2 separate regions of the Homo sapiens genome follow, and region 1 is linked to region 2. Evidence: read pairs that join two places in POLR2A ChIA-PET (ENCODE). Cell type or tissue: IMR-90. All regions are shown on one strand. Each heading gives the region's core, and the rest is flanking DNA. Links, peaks and the distances in the headings are about the cores only.

The links. ChIA-PET counts read pairs that join two places held together with the same protein. Peaks named below come from ENCODE experiments on the same cell type or tissue, not always from the same donor. Only the 100,000 strongest peaks of a DNase experiment are listed, where the experiment ranks them.
Region 1: POLR2A ChIA-PET joins it to region 2 with 7 read pairs; 1 of 35 experiments calls an interaction of 5 or more read pairs at or near these places.

What each region holds. Positions count from the first base shown.
Region 1 is chr3:170,621,598-170,624,860 of GRCh38, reverse strand. All of the region lies in intron 2 of SLC7A14-AS1 (SLC7A14 antisense RNA 1), which reads right to left. Among named protein-coding and RNA genes, the nearest start is that of SLC7A14, 37 kb to the right of the region's middle. In IMR-90, for the core only: a CTCF peak has its summit at 1,811; a DNase peak (open chromatin) is centred at 1,930; H3K27ac peaks cover 1,087 bases.
Region 2 is chr3:170,469,342-170,472,604 of GRCh38, reverse strand. The region is part of intron 7 of SLC7A14 (solute carrier family 7 member 14); the gene reads left to right. The region is part of intron 1 of SLC7A14-AS1 (SLC7A14 antisense RNA 1); the gene reads right to left. Among named protein-coding and RNA genes, the nearest start is that of SLC7A14-AS1, 3.7 kb to the right of the region's middle. In IMR-90, for the core only: no CTCF peak of the experiment used is centred there; DNase peaks (open chromatin) are centred at 1,264 and 1,754; H3K27ac peaks cover 1,435 bases.

The sequences.
Region 1 (3,263 bases), core at 430-2,929, 150 kb before region 2:
AAAGAACAGGTGAGTGGGACCTATACATGTAAAAATGCTAAAATTCCTCCATCCAGAAGGAAGCATTGTTAAGTCATCTCTATTCATCAGTTCATGCAGCAAATTTTGAATTGAGAGCTCCAACGATGTACTTGGGCCATTTGTGGGCTTGAGATAGATCAAAAAAAAAAAGGAACCACCTTGTCAGCCTTCTGCAGCCCTCAGTCCAGCCAATTGGAGCTTCCAGCTGTTAACTGTTTTACTTGTTATTTTAACACAATGACCTGTCTTCTTCTTTCCCATTTTCTCCTCCTCTTACTTCTTTCCTCATTTTTGTCCCTTTCTGTTCTTCATTTTAGTGGTAAAAGAACGCATGATCAACAACCACAACAAATTGACATGGTCCCTAATCTCCCAGATCCATAAAAATGGTGGTGAAACCATTCTATGACCCACTCTTTACAGGGGCACCTAATAATATTCAGTTCAACCGGCTCCAAAGGCATTGTGAGGGCCTCTTTGTCAATGTATGTAAAAGCATTTTCGAGCAGTAAAGGCCTCTTTAAATGTTGGCTATTACTACAATGGAGAACTAAACAAAGTAAAGAACTCAAAGGAAAAAGGGGTCCATTGAAGCTGGTCAATTGGTCAAGTATACTGTAACTGTTAGGTATCTTGGAGCTAAGAAGATGCTTTTGTACCCTCTGATGGTAAAATGAGGAGCCATGTCATGAGGGAAACAAATATATATCATGGAACAAAGGGAATTTCTGTATCCTCTTGATTTTTTGTGAACTGTTTATAAATCAGTGTTTGCTTTTAATTTTCCTACTTGTGATATATCTGTTTTGTAGGCCTCTCAAAAAGATTAATCATAAAACAGAACAAGATGGTACACTGAATTCCAGAACACAAGAAAGAGACCCAAGAAACTCAAGTGTCAATCAGCTACTCAAGTCATGATACAAAGACAGTTTAAAAGCTAAGCAAAGTATGGACCTAGTGACCTGCAGGTTGACTACAACAAATACCCTTTCCTCAAATGGGGTTGCAGTCACATTACAACTGCAGAGTCAATCCATACTGCTCTCTGCCAGAGGCAGCTGTAGCTGCTCCATGATTGCCTAGGCCCTGCAACAAATACCAAGAGTGACTCCAAAACAATTCCCCAGGTCATTGACCCAGGTCATTGACATAGACCTAGACCGGTATATTCCCCTGCAACACAAAATCCTAGGGGAAAATCTAAATAAAGAAAGGGATTGTCAGCTCCATTTTCTCAGTTTAAATCCACAGAAGAAAAACACCATAGATTTTTTTTTGTTTGTTTTTACAGAGTTTTGCTCTGTAGCCCAGGCTGGAGTGCAGTGGTGTGATCTCAGCTCACTGCAACCTCCACCTCCCAGGTTCAAGCGATTTTCCTGCCTCAGTCTCCTGAGTAGCTGAGATTACAGGTGCCTGCCACCATGCCTGGCTATCTTTTTTTTTTTTTAACAAAAGAAAGATTAGACCACTTTTTAGATTAATTTACCTTCTTGCAGAGGTTTATTTGCTTGTTTGTTTTTCCAACTTAACCAGTCATTCTAAATAGCAAAATTTTATTTGGCCTCAAGGTCCAGCTTGCTTTTCACTCAAAGAACACCTATCTGGTTTTGAACGAGGGGCTCTTGGACCTTTCCTCTTCCTACAGGGAAGTATCCACTTCCTATCTGGGATCAGGGACTTCCCAGTTACTCCCGAGGTGGGGAGGACACTGGATCTGGAAGGCTGGCCCCCTACTCACAGTCTCCGTGCTTGTCTACCAGATGGCACCAGCTCCCACTAAGCTGAGCCAGAGGGCGCATCTGGAAAGCACTTGAGACATATGGAACTCATCACTGTCATCACTGTGCCCCTCCCTCCCCTGCTTCAGTGCTTCTAAGAAGGGAGAGGCTGACACGAACCCTGGGGAGTCAGATCTGCTGTGCAGTTTACATGAACCCAGCATTCATGGTTAGACAGAAGTCCTCTGGGCTGACTGTACTCTCCTGACACTTTCGTAAGCTCTCACTAGCATATGTAAAAGGAGGGAGGAGATGCCACATGCTGCACAAACAGTGTTTAAGCCTCTGTGTCTTTCCCACTGGAAGGTAGAGTGTTATGAAGGAAAAGTCATGGGCTTTGGAGTCAGAATCCTGTCTTTGCTACTGTACTAATCAACTTAGGCTATGGCATGATGTGGTAACAAACAACCCCAAATCTCAGTGGCTTGGAATAGCAAAGGTTTATTTCTCACTCAGGCTACATATCAGCTGCATCTGTCTTCCCTGTGGTCATTATCTCCAGACCCAGACTAAAGGAGCAGCCAGTATCTGGGAAATTGATCTTGTGAAATAGAAAAAAAGACAATGGAATCATATGTTGGCTTTTAAAGTTTCTGCTCACATCACTTCCATTTATATTTTATGGACAAAACAAATCATATGGCCAAGCCTGACCCCAAAAAAGCAGGGATTTTTTTTTTTTTTTTTTTTTTGAGATGGAGTCTTGCTCCGTCACCAGGTTGGAGTGCAGTGGCGCAATCTCGGCTCACTGCAACCTCCGCTTCCCAGGTTCAAGCAATTCTCCTGCCTCAGCCTTCCGAGTAGCTGGGATTACAGGCATGTGCCACCACGCCCAGCTAATTTTTCTATTTTTAGTAGAGACGGGGTTTCACCATGTTGATCAGGCTGGTCTCGATCTCGTGACCTCGTGATCCACCCACCTCGGCCTCCCAAAGTGCTGGGATTACAGGCATGAGCCACCACGCCCGGCCCAAAGCAGGGATATTTAACACACTCCCAAATAGCAAATAGATTGAGCAATAATACAACTTACTACAGCCACTTACTCTGTGTCCTGTGGCAAATTACTGTGATGTAAAAATGATGATGTACACCTGGAGATGATGATAGGATGATTAAATAAAATACAGGTTTAAAATAGAGTATTATGTTCCCCTAGCCAGGGGAAGCAGTGAGGGACTGTGCCATGAGGGATGGTGCTATCTGGCCCAGATACTATGCTTTTCCCACAGTCTTCTCAACCTGTAGACCAGAAGATTCTCTCTGGCACCTACACCACCAGGGCCCTGGGTTTCAAGCACAAAACTGGGCAGCCGTTTGGGCAGACACCAAGCTAGCTGCAGGAGTTCTTTTTTCATACCCCAGTGGTGCCAGGAATGCCAGTGAGACAGAACCGTTCACTCCCCTGGAAAGAGGGCTGAAGCCAGGGAGCCGAGTGATCTTGCTCAGTGGATCCCACCA
Region 2 (3,263 bases), core at 405-2,904:
TTTAGTAGAGACGGGGTTTCACCGTGTTAGCGAGGATGGTCTCGATCTCCTGACCTCGTGATCCACCCACCTCCGCCTCCCAAAGTGCTGGGATTACAGGCGTGAGCCACCGTGCCCGGCCTTTAAACAGACTTTCATAAGACTAACCACCATTACCTTTGACCAGGACAGGCATGCAGCCCACGTGCCCCAGTCCAACCATGTCTGTGTTAAAATATTGAAACTTTTTTTTTTTTGAGATGGAGTCTCACTCTGTCGCCCAGGCTGGAGTGCAATGGCGTGATCTCAGCTCACTGCAACCTCCACCTCCTGGGTTCAAGCAGTTCTCCTGCCTCAGCCTCCCATGTAGCTGGATTACCAGTGCCCGCCACCGTGCCCAGCTAATTATTTTTTTTTTTTTAGTAGACGGGGTTTCACCATGTTGGCCAGGCTGGACTCGAACTCCTGACCTCAGGTGATCCACCTGTCTCGGCCTCCCAAAGTGCTGGGATTACAGGCATGAGCCACCGTGCCCAGCCAGAATATTGAAACACTTCTGTGTTTACTGCTAACTAGTCACTTTCCTGCACACACCACGCACCCCCACCATGACCCATCAACTCAAAAAAAATAATTCCAGCCCCACAGAGGAGCCTCCAGGACACTGCTGCAGCACAAAGGCTGACACCCTCTGATTTTTGCCATCACACCTGCCTTTAGTTTCTTACTGACATAAGTTATGTAACTACAAAGCAATGGCTCTAAGTTATCTGCTTTTAAGGTACAGCAGAATTAAATATCCAAATAGAATAAATAGTATTATTTGTGAATCAGCCATCTTATTCTTGAGGCTTGGTTTCAAATGACTTCTGGCTTATAGCAAAATCAAATCCACCCTCAAAAGATATTAGATTGCCCTCCGCAAGAGTTTACAAAAGTATATGATGCCGTTCCCAGTGACCATCTTGATTAGCGGTGCCCAAAAACTACTTCAAGCAATGATGGCATCATAGGAATACGTGTGTAGCCTCATAAGGTGAAGAGTTTTCCACACACATGTAATAATTTAGATAAATTTTAATACTGCTGGATATCAGATAATATTAAGAAATTATTATTAATTTTTAGTTGTGATGATACTGCTTTTTTTAGAGATGCATACTCAAATATTTACAAATTAAACCTATGATAGAAGGGATTTGTTTCAAAACAATCTGTAGAGAAGGGGTCAGGGGAGGGAGCATGAAGGGAGCTGGTGATTCATGATCCTATTCACTCCACTTTTGTATATGTTCTTCCAAATAAAACGTTAAGCCAAATTGTTTTCCATCCCTGGTAGGCGGGAGATGTAAGAGGGATAGAAGCGCCCTGGATTAGGGCATGGGGAGACCTGGAAGGATTCACTGTCCACCTGCTCACTGTGTGGCTGTGGACCTTCCCTTATGTTTTCTGTGCCCACTGTCCTGTTGTCCTGTCTGTGAAGTGTGCAATGCACATAATCACTCACACACACACACACACACACACACACACACCCCTTCCCAGACAGGTTAAAGGGAGTCTAAACAAAACAAGATACTGTTTGTGTAACATTTTGAGCTCTTTGGGACAAAGGTGCAACATCAACCATCCATCATTATCCTAACCCAGCACACAGAAATGCTTTGTGAAGTTTAGTTTAGATGATTCAGGATTCCCAGAACCCCTACAGATTTTTCAGAAACTACCTCATGCTTCATTCTCTAAGCCAACTAAAAAAAGGAGCAGAAACAAAACACCCTGCTTCCACACAGGAGGCGTGGAGCAGCTCTGTTTACTCCTCCGACACAAAGCCCTTGTTTATGTGGGACAGATGGTAATACGTTTCTCTTCTCTTCTCTCTCTCTCCCTCCCTCCCTCCCTTCATCTGTTCCTCTCTGTTTCTTTGTCCCCCTCCATTTTTCTTTTCTCCAATCCTTCTCAGTTTCACACCACTTTTCCTGAATTGACTCAAGGGCCAGCAAGAAAGATAGACACACAGAATGCCAAGCCCTAGGGGAACGGCTTTGCATCTACTATTTACTCTACCAGGCTGCATGCACACGGTCGTTTCTTGTTTCACAGTACTCACATTTGAAATGCATTTTTGAAGACAGAGTGATACACCTTTGAAACTCCAGGGGGTTCAGGGCAAACATGAAAAGACCCATAAATATTTATGTGGCAAGTTTCCATGGATTGTCTTCACAAAGTAAAAAGTAACCACAGTCAATATGTGAGAGCGCGCAGACACAGACACACACACATACACACACACACACACACACACACACACACATGTTCCTTCCAGGCCTGGCCACTCCCAAAGAACACATGTAAACCTCTTATCACATGTTTACTGCAGTGGGCATAGTCTGTAAACCAGCCTGGGGGAGGGGAGAGGAGGTGTGAAGGACTAGACACGCAAGAGACTTCTCTCCCTCCATGTATAAAGCTGGTTCCTCTCCTTCTCAGACCCAGGCAAGTCACTTATTCTTTCCCAGCCTCTGTTTCTTCTTCTGTAAAATGAAGGTTTTAGAATGCATAGGTGATCTATAGCATCTTTTCCAGCTCTAAATATCTATGACTCAAGGTTTTTAGAGAATTCCCATAATATGAATCTATCTGACACCCAAAATACCTTGTGGGGGCAGGGACAGGTCTGTTGGAATCGACAAACCAGTGATGAGTGATGTCAAACCAGTGACTGAACAATGACCTTTGTGGTGGCAGAGGAGAGACGTTTGGGGCAAAGGGAAAAGAAAAAGATGGTATTAAGTTCAGTAGGGAAATGAGTCGTCTATAAGCAAAGTCAGAGAAGGGCATCAGAAAGGAAAGAATTGGCATAATAGGTACCAAGCAGGAGTAGGAGGCAATATTTGGCATCTGCCTGGGTGTCTAGAAGAAAAGATGGCAAAAAAGCAAAGCAGTGCAAAAGGAGGTGTGCACAGGTCCTGCCTGGTCGCCTGAAATCCATTCTCAGATGCCAAACATGCTTCAGACAGAGGCATTCTCCAAGAACCAGCACACTGGCACTCTTAGAAGAGGCCTTAATGTGATGCCCTGTTCTACACAAGGATAATAACCATCCCCCATAGCCACCCCCCACCTACAGAAAAGAAAGAGTAAATACCCTGCTTTTAAAAGATGAATCATTATTTGAGCACTAATAGCTACATCTGCAAATAATTAACTCTAGGATTTATTACCAATTAGGACTATAAATCTGTGCTTACTTTGGCTCCTGGAAAGTTGATTTCACTGGG